Regions from separate parts of the Homo sapiens genome. Here region 2 is linked to region 1. The links are chromatin loops, found by intact Hi-C in ENCODE. Cell type or tissue: Calu3. All regions are shown on one strand.

Region 1 (8,000 bases):
TAAAATGTGTGTTTTCGTTATTGCAATCTTAGGGGCAGGAAAAAAACACATTGGGAATTTGGCTTTCAGAAAAAGCATTGACCTGCCAGTCTGGTCATTTGTCCCTGAGGTTAAGTGTCAAGCCCAGGTCGGTAAATGTTCCAGGTCTGTCTGTAGGAAAGGTCAGCTCTTGCCAGCTCAGTGATGCCAGAGAAAGAGTTATGTTGATAAAAGGTTTACTCTCTGACAGTTATTGAATTTTGTCCTGAAGAAGTCTCCCAGCAAGGCTTCCTTGTAGCTCAGGGCCTTCAGGTGGGTCTTGTGGGCAGTGAAGCTGTCTGGGTGACTAGGGACACCAGTGCATTTAAGTCCAATGCATGGTTAGGTCTCAGTGGACTTTCTCTGTTCCCATGGTGAAGAGTGCTACTGCATCCCTAAGATGGATGGGGGAGGTTGGTATTTCTATCCTGTTTTGTGAATGGTTCCATTAGCTTTGTCGTGGGGCCTGGGTGCCAGATATAAATCTAGCTCATATTGGAGTGACTAGTGTGGTGAAAGGGGTGCTAGACTGCACTTGTAGTCAAGTCTTGGCTCTTTGTCCCAGTGTTGCCACTTCTTAACATTGTGACTTTGAGGGAGCCACTTCACTTTGTGGAATCCCAGATTCTTCATTTGTAGACCACGGCTATCCTGCTTTCTATCTGCTGCTGGCTGTGGTTGATTGTGTGGCTCTAGAGGAAGCACCTGGGAAGTCCTAAGTTGGGGTTTCAAGGCAAGAGAATGCTGATGAGGGCCCAGCAGAAAGGTGGTAGAAGCCCTGCTGGTGAGAAGCATAAGACTTGTACTGTCAGAGGACAAGGCACCAGTCCTTTGTGGTGGCTGTGAACTTAGGTCCCCACACCAACTGCCTGGGTTTGAGTCTGCACTCCACCAAGGTGTAACCTTGGGCAAATTCACCTCTCTGTGTTCATTCTTTTCATGTGAAAAGTAGACACCAGAATAGCCCCTCTCCCCCAACAATAGTACCTACTTTTTAAGGATTAAATGAGATGATGGTAAACCTAAGGGACAGAGCCCAGTTTCTGGCACATGGAGATACTCAGTCCATGCCCACTGTTGTGGTCAAGGCCACAGTAGGCTTTCCCTGCATGTGAAGTTGTCTCAGGGAACTTAACTAGATGTGTGGGTTAGCCAAAGCCTTGTAGCAAAGTAACATATTTTAAAGCAGCCATCATTTGATAGGAGTAGGCCCAGCTGTACTCTAGGAAGTAGGCTGAAGGGAGCCACTTGGGGTAGGAAGGCACCTCCCTCCATGCAGTGGGTGTGACTCATCCACAGGATCCTCTGTGTGAGATTTCTCTAGGTTCTTAGGGAAAAAAAAGGGGGAGTATAAGCTGATACCGTTTTCCCTGCTGTGTGAGTGTCCTGATTGTAAAAATTTTCTAGCTTTATGTTGGCAAAATTGTATTTCAAGGATTACCTTGATTAGCTATATGAGAAATGGGTTGGAGAGAAGCTACAACAGTTCCTTAAATGTTCTTAAACATCTTAGATTATTCTATTTAATTCCTGAAGAGATCATTTGGATATGTTTTCTTGAGCAAAACAGGCAGATGGTGTTGCTACCCAGTTTCCCAATTCTGTAAGGCCTGTAGCAGACATTTACGGTAGGCTTGCAGTAGTGAAAGATCCATGGACTAGGAATCAGAAGACTGGGTCCTCGGCCTTATTCCCAGCTCTGTCATGCGTGATTTTGTGGCTCTTAGGTTGGTGACCTGCAAAATGGAGATGTTGGTCATCCTTGCTTACTTCACCAGGGGCGTCCATCCTAAGACATAAGAGAATGCCGGTAAATTGCTTTACAACCAAAGTACAAGTATTAGCATAATAAATGGCACTGACAACCAAGCTCTGACCCTCCTAATGAAATATTTTCTTTCTCAGTGATGTTACAGCCTTTCGATTATGATCCCAATGAGAAAAGTAAACACAAGTTTATGGTTCAGTCTATGTTTGCTCCAACTGACACTTCAGATATGGAAGCAGTAGTAAGTACTGAATGCTTCTTATTTTTTTCAGTAACAATAATTTAAAAAACCAATTAGATATGGAATTGTGGGTGCATGCATTTCAAAATATGTCAAAATTATTTAAAAGGGAATAGTTTTTTTTCAAGGAGGTTTGTACTTTATCTACCTTTATGGTTTTTCTAAAACTTTGAGGAATAATTTTAACATTTTTTGTGACTTTCTAGAAGGCTGTTCTTTTCTGACTTTCCTGAGCTCAGTGTGCTTCAGCAGCTCCTTGCACTGGTGGATGGTGTCTTGCATGGTTAGGGATTGCCTTCTTTCGCCTCTCCTTTCTGCCCCGACAGAAAAGGATACTTTTCATTGTCCCGCCTTTTTCTTACTTGTCTTCTCATCCCCCACAAACTCAAGAGCCATGTGAGAGTGTCAGTGCTGAATGTCCTCACCCATTTAGACATACATGTTTGTGGCTTTGTTCTAGTAAATATGCTTATTTATTTTCCCCCCTGCTTAAATCTATGTTTAACTTTTCTCTAATTTTGATAAAATTAAGATGACTTCATTTTTATAAAAGAAATAAGTGATGTTAGTGATGGTTTTGGAAAAAAAAAAAAGAGTATAATGGACATTCCCTCCAAAACGAGCTTTTTATACATTTGAATAAGTCCATTGGCATTCTGGGGCTGGGAGTTGAATTGAAATCTACAATACAACCCACAGCCCCAGCAGGGACAGATGCGCTTGTCCTTACAGTTCAGGAAAGCAGGACAGGGTTGCCTCATACCACTTGCATTGCTCTCCAGTTTTGGCCCGCCCAAAGGGGAGCCCCGAGTCATCCACGGCAGGTCTGCCCACCTGAGTCCGCTGTTCATCACACCATACTGCAGTTCTCCTCTGTCTGAGTTTCATACCAAGGGCAACTCAGGCCAAGACCACCCCATGCCCTATGTCACCACATAGCCTTTTGTTTAAGTTCTGGAGAAGCATCTCCGCTGATGTTTCACTTGTAGGCAGAAAATGAAGGAGGAGGCCAGATATTTTTGACTTTTAGAGAGATCAGTGATAATAGGCTGTCTTCTTTTCATAAGAACAATTCTTATGAAAACTTTCTCTGATTTTCTGCAACATGATGTGTTACTTCATGTTAATTTGTGTGATCAAAGAAACATGGCAGATAGAAAATAATGGAAGATCCAAGGGTGTGTTCTGTTTGGCTTCTGCTGCATGGCATAGTGAAAAGAGCATGGGCTTGGGTGTTTTCGAGCTGAGTTCTTCCTTTTACTGACGTTGTGGCTGGGAGCAGGTTTTATTAACTCTGTTGAGGTTTTGATCATTTGTAAAATAGGGATAAAAATGCAGCTCACACAGTGGTGAGTATGAAGTGTGCCTGTGTAAGTGCCTGGTGGGTCCAGTGTCTGACACTTGCTTATCAGAGTGTGTAATAGGCCAGTCACTGCATATCTAGTAAAGGGTCATTTTAGTTCCTTGTATGATGATATAAGTTTAAATTTTTTTTATATAAAATGTACATTGTGGGAAATTTTGGAAATACACAAATGAAAAAAATTTAAAGTGACCCATAGTTCTTTTCTACTAGGCCTAACCATCATTAATGAGAAATGAGAGCTTTGTGTTTTTCTTCCTTTTTTTTTTTTTTTTTTTTTTTGGAGACATGATTTTACTGTGTCACCTAGGCTGGAATGCAGTGGAGTGATCTCAGCTCGCTGCAGCCTCCACCTCCTGGGCTCAAGTGATCCTCCCACCTCAGCCTCCCAAGTAGCTGGGACCACAGGAGCGCACCACCATGCCTGGCTAATTTTTTTGTAGAGACAGGTTTTCTCCATGTTGCCCAAGCTGGTCTCAAACTCCTGGACTCAAGCGATCTGCCCACCTCAGCCTCCCAAAGTGGTAGGATTACAGGCATGAGCCACTGCCCCAGCCTGCTTTTTCTTTATTTTAAAATGTTTTTCTTTTTATTGTGATATACAGAAAGTTGAAAAAATAGCATGGTGACCACTCATATAACTTTTACCTAGATTTACATTTGTTAACATGTTGTGACATTTGCTTCCTTTCTGTCACAAACTTTCTTATTTGCTTGAGATGCAAATTTATGACACTTCACCCCTAAATGCTTCAGAGCAAGGACAGTCTCTTATATAGTCATGATACTATTAATCATAGCTGAAAAAAGTAACTTCAATTCAGTATTATTATGTGATAAATTCATATTCATTATTTCCTAGTTGTTCCAAAAGTGACCTTTAGTAGAGGACACCCAAACCTTTTTGTTTTTCAAACTTTGAACTTTTTTTTTTTTTTTTTTTTTTTTTGAGACAAAGTCTTGCTTTGTCACCAAGGCTGAAGTGCAGTGGTGCAGTCATGGCTTGACCTCCACCTCAGCTGTTCGAGTAACTAAAACTACAGGCATGCCACCATGCCGGCTATTTTTTTATTTTTTTATAGAGTTGGGGTCTCACTATGTTGCCCAGGCTGGTCTTGAACTTCTGGGCTCAAGTGATCCTCCTGCCTCTGCCTCTCGAAGTGCTGGGATTACAGGTGTGAGCCACTGCACCCTGCCCAAACTTTGAACTTCTTTTTTTTTTTAAGAGTCCAGGCCAGTTGACTTACAGAATGTCCTGTATTCTGGATTTATTTGATTATTTCCTCATGATTAAATTCAAGTTAAATGTGTTTTGGCAAGAATATTCCATAGTTGGTATTTCATACCAGGTTGTTCCGCTGTTGGTGATGCTGTTTGATCACTTGGTTAAGATGGTGACTGCCAGCTCTCTCCACTGTCATAGCACAAAGCACATTTGCCCCTGTGGTTAATAGGTAATCTGTGATACTCTGAGTCATCTGATACTTTGAGACCATGTGAATATCCTGCTCGCCAGCAGTCTTTCACCTGGTGCTTTTAGCATTCAGTGATGATCCTTGCTTGATATTTTTTTTGACTTATGTGGTAGGCACACGTGTACAGGTGTGTGTGTGCAGAGGAGCAGACTTCAGTATTCTTTGCGATTTTTTCACTTAACATTCTGGACATTTTCTCCATCTAACTGAGTGCTCTTCAGCATCATTTGAGTGGCAGCATGCTGTTCCGTTTAGTGGATCTGCCATAATTTTTGTGGCAGTCCCCTAGGGTCAGATGTATAGATTGCTTCCCACTTTTGGTTCTTGGTACCTGTGTTACAGTAGCTGCCTCTTGCATGGTTTTGGGAAGGGTTGAGGGCATGGAGGGTGGGGGTGCCTTCTTTTTCTATATCATAACCTTGCTGCTATCCTGGTCTGTAATCCTAGAATACCCTGGAATTCCCATCTTCTGCTGCCAAAAGGAGAAGTAATCAGGAGCGTATCCTCTTAGGACATGGGATTTAGCTAGGAAGGTGCTCTCACTACAGCCTGGAGGGATGGAGATGGGTCTTGGGGTAGACACAGCCCACACACTGCCACAGTGACAGAGGAGGGATTTGGTAATGAATGTGTTCCGTTGGTAGTTGGCAGAGTGGTTCTGAAACTAGTCCCAGATAGTATGCGCTTATACTTTCTAGATATGCCTTTAAAATAAGTTTCATTTTCTCATTTTAATTTAATTTATTATTTTTGAGACAGAGTCTCTCAGTGTCCCCCAGCCTGGAGTACAGTGGCATGATCATGGCTCACTGCAGCCTCCACCTCCTGGGCCCAAGTGATCCTCCCTCCTCAGCCTCCTGAGTAGCTGGGACCACAGGCATGTGCCTCCATGCTTAGCTAATTTTTTAATTTTTTTGTAGAGATGACGTCTCCTTACGTTGTGCAGACTGGTCTCAAACTGCTGGGCTCAACCAGTCCCTCCACCTCAGCCTCCCAAAGTGCTGGGATTACAGGCATAAGCCACCATGCCCAGCTGAAAACAAGTTTTATTTTCATAAGGAGAGCCAAGGTTACCTGGTCATCCAGACATTGTTTAGAGGATTCCTTTTTGTTCAGTGGTGGGCCTGTCCCACAGAGTAGCAACATGGGGAGCATTGGTTGACTTTGAGGAGTCAGGCAGCAAGACTTCAGGGTTTATGAAGTGTAATATTTTGAGAAAGTGAGTGTATTTAATCTTGTCATGTTACAAATATTGAAATCTCAGCAGACTTCAGTTCTTTATTTGATATACATCAGGGCTTTCTCATTAAGAGTATTTTTCTGAAATTGTCAGTTATAGGAAGAAAGTTATTCTTCCAGCAGGTTTATAATATCTTGATTATTAAATTTAAATTGTTTTAGTGGAAGGAGGCAAAACCGGAAGACCTTATGGATTCAAAACTTAGATGTGTGTTTGAATTGCCAGCAGAGAATGATAAACCAGTAAGTATATTTATAGTTAACAATAATTGAATGTTGTAAGCTGATACTTATTTGCATACCATTTCCTGCAAAACCAAGATTTAAGTTGGCAAATTATTTTCCTTTATCTGATGTCTGAAGAAAAAAAATAAGCTGAAGTCAGCAAATAAGTGGGCCTTTATGAAATCAGCCTTTGAAAAACTCACGGAAAGACAACTGATTGACAGTGTTTCCCCTTGAAAAGTGCAGCCCGATGGCCATTGAGATGTCATAAATCCTGAAGAGCTTCTGTGGCCTGGCAAAGGTATAGGTTGCTGTTAAACAGTGGGTGAGAGTGAAAGAGGGAACAATTTGCCCTTTATCATGGTGGTTGATGGACGTGTGGGAAGCTTTCAAGTTCTCTTGTTTTACAAAGTGCCCTGTCAGCCTCCCTACCCCTTTTACCCTATCTACCTCTTCAATCAAAGGCTGCTTTTAGATGAGGATTTCTCAGCCTCAACACTGTTGATATTTGGGGCAAATCCTTGGTGGTGGTGGAGGTTGCCCTGTGTACTGTAGGGTGTTTTATTAATAGCAGCATCCCTGGCTTCTGCCCTCTTGATACTGGTAGTACTTCCCAGTTGTGACAACTAAAAATGTCTCCAGATATTGCCACATGTGTCCTGGAGGGCAATATCAACCCCCATTGAGAGTGATCCCATTCCGGTGTTGCCTGTGGGGAGAAGGAAGGAGCCCCATCCTCTAGGCTGTCCACTGTGAGCGCTTTACCTTTCATGATCCTCACTTGTGACCAGTTGAAGAAAGGAGACTGTATCTGAAATGCTAATTTGGACTTCCCTTCAACCTAGTCGAAAACATTTTAATTTTTATAAAAACACCAAAACTGTGAAAGCATGCAGCATGTGAAACTATCCTAGCCATTAATAGCTGGAGTTGGGAAACAGAAGTACCCTGAAATGTTGTGTTAACAGTATCTATGTTGGTCTGCGCGAGTGCTGTTGATTTGTGTCAAAACTACCTGAGATTTTATTTCTGCTGAATCATTTACCACTATCATTACCCTGTTTCTTTAAGTGGATAGTGGTCATTTTTTCCCTCTTCCCAGTGTACATCCTGTCACAGGAAGGTCAGTTTGGAAGCTGTGAAAGCAGTATTCTGGCCTCAGCTCTGTGATAGGTTGACTTGGTAGCCTGGGGCCTTGCTTCACAGGGCCTACTCTTCTCATCTGGAAAATGATGGGTAGAGCTAGATTCCAGGCCAATGATCGTCAGTTACTCTTTCCCTGACAAGCTGCGTGCTTCCATGCCCTCCCTCCACTGACTGGCTCTCATCCCCTGTAAATCTCAAGAGGGGATCATAGCTGAATCTTGGCAGGGGAAATAAGGGGAGTATGTAACTTCCCAAGATTGAAACATTGCAGACACTGAGTTTGTTTCACCTTCATCCCAGCTTCCAAATGCTAAGTTGGTAAAGTAATTCGCCCTCTGTCTAATGCTCTCCCAAGCCTCCTAACCCCACTAAGGCAATCCTAGGGATGTTCACATCTTTGTGGTGACAGTAATTTGTGGCTAATAATTCCTGAGCTTGCACAATTACAGTATGCTGATTTTTCCGTGGCAGGAATTTGATAGTGCAATATACACAGCCCTTTTTCTCTTTCTTTGAAGTATTAGT
Region 2 (8,000 bases), 190 kb before region 1:
AACCAGAAAGAACAGTGCAGTGAATGAACGCAGCATCGGCCAGCGGCGGTGGCCAGGACTGAGCCCAGGCTGAAACAGATAGTTGGACACCACACAAGCTACTCTCCACCACATTACATCTATGGAGATTTATTGCTTTCTAAATCATTCCCTAAATTCCAAATACTATTATTCAACAGAAAGTAAGGAAAAATTTAGCCCCATTATACTGTTTTCATTCTTCCAGAATATTAATTTTATATGAATAATACATTTTATATCAAGTATTTGAACAGGCCTTATTAATCATTACAGACATGTTTATGATAGCAACAGAAAAGGTAACAGTTCAGTTACATAGTTTTTTCTTTCTCAATTATGATTTTCATGATATTCGTTCACTATAAATGGTACGGTGTACCTCACCTTCTTAACTCACCCCAAGCTTTTGAGATTTTAGTTTCCCTGAGACCTCACAAGGTCTAAATGTGATTATGGCAATCAGTAACTGAAGGGACAAAATACAAAGTTACAAGCCCAGAAGTGAATCCCAGCCTGGAAGCCAGACGTAGCTGTTCAGTTGGTCAACAGAGGCTGGTGTCTGGACAGGGCTGCTGGCACTCACCCATCGGCAGGGGTCGCTGACAAGTCTGATGAAGAGCGGGAAGAGCTGGGTTCTGCGGACCCCAGGGGAGGAGCTGTGCGACACAGCCGTGAAGCATTCTGCACAGGCTTTCCGCATGCCCCAAACAGCATCAGAGCAGAGCTCAAAGAACTTTGGGATCTGCCAAAACAAACAAAAGAGTGCTACTCCAATCGGAGACTCTGAGGAAGAGCAGAACCTGTTTTTTTTATTTATTTATTTATTTATTTATTTATTTATTTATTTATTTATTTATTTTTGTGAGACAGAGTCTCACTCTGTTGCCCAGGCTGGAGTGCAGTGGCGCGATCTCGGCTCACTGAAACCTCCGCCTCCCAGGTTCAAGCGATTCCTGTGCCTTAGCCTCCCGAGTAGCTGGGATTACAGGCATGTGCCACCACATCCGGCTAATTTTTTTGTACGTTTAGTAGAGATGGAGTTTCTCCACATTGGCCAGGCTAGTCTCAAACTTCTGGCCTCAAGTGACCAGCCCACCTTGGCCTCCCAAAGTGCTGGAACCTATTTTAATGAAGCAGTGAAGGCATATGCAGAAATTAATGACAAGGAAAAGGAAAATACATACTGGTCTAAAAGGAATCATTTGAAACAAACAGATATTATGAGAAGTGGAAGAAATAAACATTTCTTTTACCTCCTAATTTTAGTAAATGACTTGGTTACCTTTAACAGATAATAGAGAAAATCCCAAAAAGGGCAGAATGACCGATATTTGTTAGGTAAATTGTAGAGAAGATTGTGAAAGACTCTGAAACAGTAGATGTCCCAACTAACTCACCCACCCAGGTATCACTGTCTTTGCCTAGCTATTTTACAACTCTGAAGTGATAGAAGGTAGGTTGCTAAAACCTGATAGTAATGCAAATAATTCCTGCCAACAGAAATGCAAATTGTGTCCAGTGAAATGTAATCAATTATCACCCTGGATATTGACCAGTTTTGAATTCATTTGTAAGTTCACTTCGATATTCCTTGCTCTGACTATAAATGAGTACTTTGAGTTCTCCATTAAACTGGCTGTAATATCTTACTGGTTTTCCTCACTAATAAATGAGTTAAATAAAATCTTTGAAATACGTTCATTTCATATCTCTATAAAGGTCATGATTACATCCCCTTTTAAAGTGTATCCTTTAAAAGGGCTTTGTTTTTAATATCCTAATGTAAAATAGCCTAAAATGCTTCGCAAATGGGAATATGATATAATCATGCCAATATCTACCTACAAATGATTAGCATGTTACTCACTGCCATTCTTCATTCAGATATATTAAGTAGAAGATAACATTCACTGTAGATGGGCGTGGTGACTCACGCCTGTAATCCCAGCACTCTGGGAGGCCGAGGCGGGTGGATCATGAGGTCAGGAGTTTGAGACCAGCCTGGCCAACATGGTGAAACCCTGTCTCTACTAAAAATACAAAAATTAGCCAGGCACGGTGGTGCATGCCTGTAATCCCAGCTACTCAGGAGACTAAGGCAGGATCCAGCCTTAGCTTGAATCCAGGAGGCAGAGGTTGCAGTGAGCCGAGATCACACCACTGCACTCTAGCCTGGGTGACAGAGCAAGACTCTGTCTCACAAAAAAAAAAAAAAAAAAAAAAAAAAAAAAAAAAAAAAAAAAAAAAAAAAAAATTCACTATATATTCAAAGCAACAGCCCATTAAAAATTATTCTTGGGTTAGAACTGTGCTGACATGGCTTATACTTTAAACAAAATAAAATGAGCTTCTGAACTTAAATTTAAAAATCAATTTAAAGATTAAACTTTTTGAGGTCAAAATCTCACCCATACAAGGAGTATATTCTGTCAAATAAAACTGACAAATGCTTATGGAGCAAGGTTCTCTAGGGGCCGGGCACTGACGGGGTAGACACTGGGGAAACAAGGATGAACACAACACGGTCCCTGCCCTCAAGAAGCTCCTCAGCTCCTCTGAACAAATGCTACCAGGAAGCTGAGAAGGGAGAAGCTGATTCTCTCTGGCACTGCAGGTAGGTCAGCCTAGACAAGGAAAGAACTTCACAGAGGCAATTCAAGCTGGGTTGGAAGTGTGAGGAGGGTCCCACCAGGCAGGGAAGATGCTCTTAGTGAGCACAGGCCCAGAGGTACGAAAGAGCAAGAAGTCTCAAGGATGCTGAAGTCACCTGGCTGCTTAGGGAAGTGGATCTCTACTCTGCTATGCATCAGAATCATGTGGGACTTTATCAAAAATGCAGATGCCTGGGCCCCCCCAGGCTTCAGATATATGGCCAGAGGTGAGACCCACCGAGGCCAGGGTAGTGTTCAGAACTGAGAAAGGGGACTGGAGGTGAGGCAGAAAAGGCATCTACGAAGGGACCTGGAAGGCCCAGAAGGCTCTAGATTTTAACCTGTAAACCAAGAAAAAAATCCCAATGGTTTTGAGGCCCAGGAGTGAGGTGGTAGAGTGGTGTTCTAGAAAGAGCAGCAGAGAGAGAAGAGAGAGAGCAACTTGGACAGTGAGAAGAAGGCAGGGAAAAGTGACTTGTAAGGAGGAGACAGCCAAGCCCACCGGAAAAAAGATGGGGGTTGCTTCCAGCCCATTCCACAGACCAGCTACCTAATGCTTAGGAAAATGTTAGCTTCAGAAGTTATGAAATTTGAAATTAACAAATGCAAAATTGAGCTGCCATTCATAAATACAAAACTTAAGTGATTTTGAAAGTGCATTAAGAAGCAAATCAACAATTACAATTGGCCAAAATGTCACATACCAAAAATTTCTCAGTGGCTTCTTGTCCAACAGCATGACAAATATCACCAAAATTTGCAGCACAAACCTTAAAAAGGCAAAAGGCATATCCATTATTCTTATCTTTCTTTTTGTCTTAACAAATTGTAAAAACTAACAAGCAGGAACTTTGAGAGCAATTACCCCGCTAGTCAGGCAGCTAACGAGCCTTTCCCAAGCCCATCGCCCATACAGCACAACGCCAGATGCCTCCATTGCATCAAAAACAGAAGATTTACAATAAGGTGCCAAATTCTAAGATTTTCTGGCTCCTAATTGATCTTGATACAGAATGCATGTTAGCGATAAGGCAAAAGAGGCCCCTTAACATTCCCTGCATGGTAAAGGAGACCTGCTGTTCTGCCTGTGTATCATGAACAGAGACCAGAGGGGTGATGGCCAGTTACACAGCAAGGTGCAAGGTGAGGCTGTTTAGGGAAGGATGGTAACGAACTTCAAAAGGAAGAATTTGACAACCAAGTGACAAGTGACTAAAAGGGAATTTGGGGTTGGAAGGTATAGCAAAGATAAGAAGGTTCTGGATCAAATCACCACAGATAATCAAAGACCTTGCAAGCCTGGGCATCTAACCATAAACCAGCAAGGTCCCCTAACTCTCACCCTGTGCCTGAGGGCAACAGGTCTAGTCATACAGACTCTTTATCTCCAGGTCTCTACGCATTTCTTAACTGCAGTAAAAACTGGCAACGCTGTTCAGATATTTTCCTTACATAGTTCACACTGGACACATTTTTCCCCCAGACTATGTCTACTGAAGAAGTCCAAAACCTTTAGAAAAATCAATTTTGAACTTTTTTTAACTTTAAGAGTTTTAGAATTCTTACATTCCTACCTTCCGAACTTGAAAGAGCTTCCTGTCACCACACAGTTCACAGAATCGGGGGAGTAGCAGGCGTTCAACGGTACTCTTACTCAGCATTGAAGCCATTTTGCAGATTATCTATAAATTTTTTTAAAAAATCGAATCATTTAAAATGTCAAAGCATGTAAGTCACATGTAGCACTAAAGATATATTCCAAAAGCCAATATTCAAAATATTCCCAACATACCTAAGAAGGAAAAATAAAAAACACCTTCTTTTGAGTTTTGTCAAGTTATAAGATCAACAGAAGGCCCAACATTTCTCCAGTTTGACTCAGGTAACTGTTTGTCAGAAGCTCAAGAGTTACAATCTGCCAGGTCCCCACCTTGTGCCCAATACACAAACAAACAAAAATGTATGTGCATTGGCTCATTTTACCTTCCCAAGAATCCTATGACATGGGCATTATTTATCCTCATGTTTCCGGATGGGGAAATGCTGCAAGAGGTTAAATAGAATGACTAAACACAAACAGTGGGGAGGTGAGTCATCCAGTGACAGCAAGACATGGTAAGCACTGGAAGATGATCACATTCTGGAGAAACTAAAGACTAGACCCTTACAAGAAAAAAAAAAAAAAAAAAAAAAAGATTAAATTTTGCATTTATGCTGCTTTTTGCCTGAGGGTACTTCCCGTTCTACATGGCTATACAGGGTAGCTAGACCTCAAGCAAAAGCAACAGGTAGAAGTCCTAGCCAGAGCAATCAGACAAGAGAAAGAAAACAAGGCATCCCAACCAGAAAAAAGGAACTATCTGTGTTTGCTGATGATATGATCTCATACCTAGAAAACCCTAAAGACTCCTCCAAAAGACTCCTAGATTTGATAAATGAATTCAGTAAAGTCTTGGGTTATAAAACCAATGTATACAAATTAGTAGCACTGCTTTATACGAACAATGAGCAAGATGAGAATCAAATCAAGAACTCAATAGCTACAAAAAATAAAAATAAAATACTTAACCAAGGAGGTAAAAGATCTCTACAAACAGAACTACAAAACCCTGCCCAAAGAAATCACAGATGACACAAACAAATGTAAATACATCCCATGTTCATGGATTAGAAGAATCAATATCATAAAAATGACCACATTGCCCAAAGTAATCTACAGATTTAATGCAATTCTTATCAAAATATCAATTCATTATTCACAGAATTAGGAAAAAAAATCCTAAAATTCATATAGAATTAAAAAAGTCAGAATAGCCACAGCAACACCAAGCTAAAAGAACAAATCTGGAGGCATCACATTACCCAACTTCAAATTATAGTACAAGGCTATAGTAACCAAAACACCACGGTAATAGTATAAAAGCAAACCACTGCAACAGAATAGAGAACCCAGAAATAAAGCCAAATACTTACAACCAACTGATCTTTCACAATGCATACAAAACATACACTGGAGAAAGGATATTCTATTCAATAAATGGTGCTGGGAAAACTGGCTAGCTACATGGAGAAGAACGAAACTGGATCCTTATCTCTCCCTTTATACAAAAATCTACTCAAGATTTTAAATCTAAGACCTGAAACCATAAACATTATAGAAGAAAATCTAGGAAAAACTCTTTCTGGACACTGGTGTAGGCAAAGAATTTATGACTAAGACCCCAAAAGCAAATTTAACAAAAACCAATATAAATAAATGCGATCTAATTAAACTAAAAAGCTTCTGCACAGCAAAAGAAATAGTCATCAAAGAGACAACTCACAGAATGGGAGAAAATATTTGCGAACCATGCATCCAACAAAGAACTAATATCCAGAATCTACAAGGAACTCAAACAAATCAAAGAAAAAAACAAATAATCCCACTGAAAAGTGGGCCAATGATATGAATAGGACATTTCTCAAAAGAAGATATACAAATGGCCAAGAAGCATATAAAAAAAATTCAACATCACTAATTATCAGACAAATGCAAGCTAAAACCACATTGACATACCACGTTACCCTAGCCAGAATGGCCATTATTAAAAAGTCAAAAAACATAGATGTTGGCATGAATGTGGTGAAAAGGGAATGCTTATATACTGCTGGTGGGGATATAAATTAGTACAACTTCTATGGAAAACATTACGGAGAATTCTCAAAGAACTAAAAGTAGGTCTACCATTCGATCCAGCAATCCCACTACTGGGTATCTACCCAAAGGGAAGGAAATCACTGTATCAAAAAGACACCTGTATGCATATGTTTATTGTAACACAATTCACAATTGCAAAGATATGGAATCAATCTAAGTGCCCATCAACCGATGAGAAGACAAAGAAAATGTGGTAGTCTGGGTAGTGAGACCTGTCTCTACAAAAACTAAACAAAATTAGCTGGGTGTAGTGGTACACGCCTGTAGTCCCAGCTACCTGGGAGACTGAGGTGGGAGGATCACTTGAGCCGAGGAGGTTGAGGCTGCAGTAACCCAAGGTTGCACCACTGCACTCCAGCCTGGGCAACAGAGCAAGATGCTATCTCAAAAAAAGGAAAAAAAAAAAAAAAATATATATATATATATATATATTTTAATGTGGTATATATATATATACCATGGAATACTACTCAGCCATAAAAAAGAACAAAATAATGTCTTTTGCAGTAACTTAGATGGAACTGCAGGACATTATTCTAAGTGAAGTAACTCAGGAATGGAAAACCAAATGCCCCATGTTCTCACTTATAAATGGAAGCTAAGCTATGGGTATGCAAAGGCAAATACAGTCATATAATGGAAACTGAAGACTCAGAAGGGGAGAGGGTCAGAATGGGGTGATGAATGAAAAACCACCTATTGGTGTTCAGTGTACACTACTCAAGTGATGCGTACCCTAATATCCTAGACTTCACCACTATACAATTCATCCATGTTGCCAAAAACCACTTGTATCCCTAAAGCTAGTGAAATAAATACATATATACATACATAAATTTTTTAAAGCTACAGTTTTACTGTGAAGGAAGGAGGGAGCCAAAGAAAGGAAAGCTCCAAAATCTGTGGTTAAATCTTACCCTAATCCTTAGCTGATCTCTGAACTGGGCATGCACAGGGGAGATGGTGAGGTTCATAGAGAAACAGTAACTTAAGGATGAAAGAAGTGAGCTGTTTCAGCTGCTGCCTACTACAGGAAAAACAGAATCTGAACTGCTTTCTAGAACAAAGTCAATATCTCTAGAGGTAAACAACAAAATCCAGAGTTTCTACAATGTTTCAACAAAATACAATAGAAAATGAAAAATCTATAGACATGAGAAGAAATAAGAAAATGTGACCCACAGTCAAGAAAAATATCAGTCAGCAGAAAAAACACCCACAGAAAATCCAGATATTAGAATTAGAAGACTTTAAAAGGAATTTAAAGCAGCTATTACAAATATGCTCAAGTACAAAGAGGAAAACAGGGCCACAATGAATGAACAGATTAGGAATCTTATCAAAGAAATGGAAACTATAAAAAAGAACCAAGACTTCTGGTAATAGCAAAGTCTAAGTTAGACTAACCCTCCTGAAGCTAAAAATTATAGAATCTTGACAAAACATAAAAAAAACACCATTTGAAAGCAGCGGAAAGCAACCAAAAGGCAGAAACTGGAAGAGGGGCTACTCTTAAAAGATACACTGCAACAGGAGAGATTTGCAAGCAAGGTCCAAAATCTGTGCATAAAATGTGCTTAAATCTTTGGCTAACTGCTAAACTACATATATGTGAGGGGGATCCCAGAGGA

The links. Hi-C counts contacts between places; a loop is a spot of excess contacts. Peaks named below come from ENCODE experiments on the same cell type or tissue, not always from the same donor. Only the 100,000 strongest peaks of a DNase experiment are listed, where the experiment ranks them.
Region 2: a loop joins it to region 1, with 2.4 times the contacts of the local background. A loop is called at or near these places in 8 of 110 quality-filtered maps.

Annotation. Positions count from the first base shown.
Region 1 is chr20:58,432,679-58,440,678 of GRCh38, forward strand. VAPB (VAMP associated protein B and C) reads left to right here. Exons shown (of 6, transcript NM_004738.5): 3 at 1,924-2,027; 4 at 6,267-6,347. Among named protein-coding and RNA genes, the nearest start is that of VAPB, 47 kb to the left of the region's middle. In Calu3, no CTCF peak of the experiment used is centred here; a DNase peak (open chromatin) is centred at 4,823.
Region 2 is chr20:58,247,511-58,255,510 of GRCh38, forward strand. It overlaps the pseudogene PPP4R1L. Among named protein-coding and RNA genes, the nearest start is that of ANKRD60, 23 kb to the left of the region's middle. In Calu3, no CTCF peak of the experiment used is centred here; a DNase peak (open chromatin) is centred at 4,731.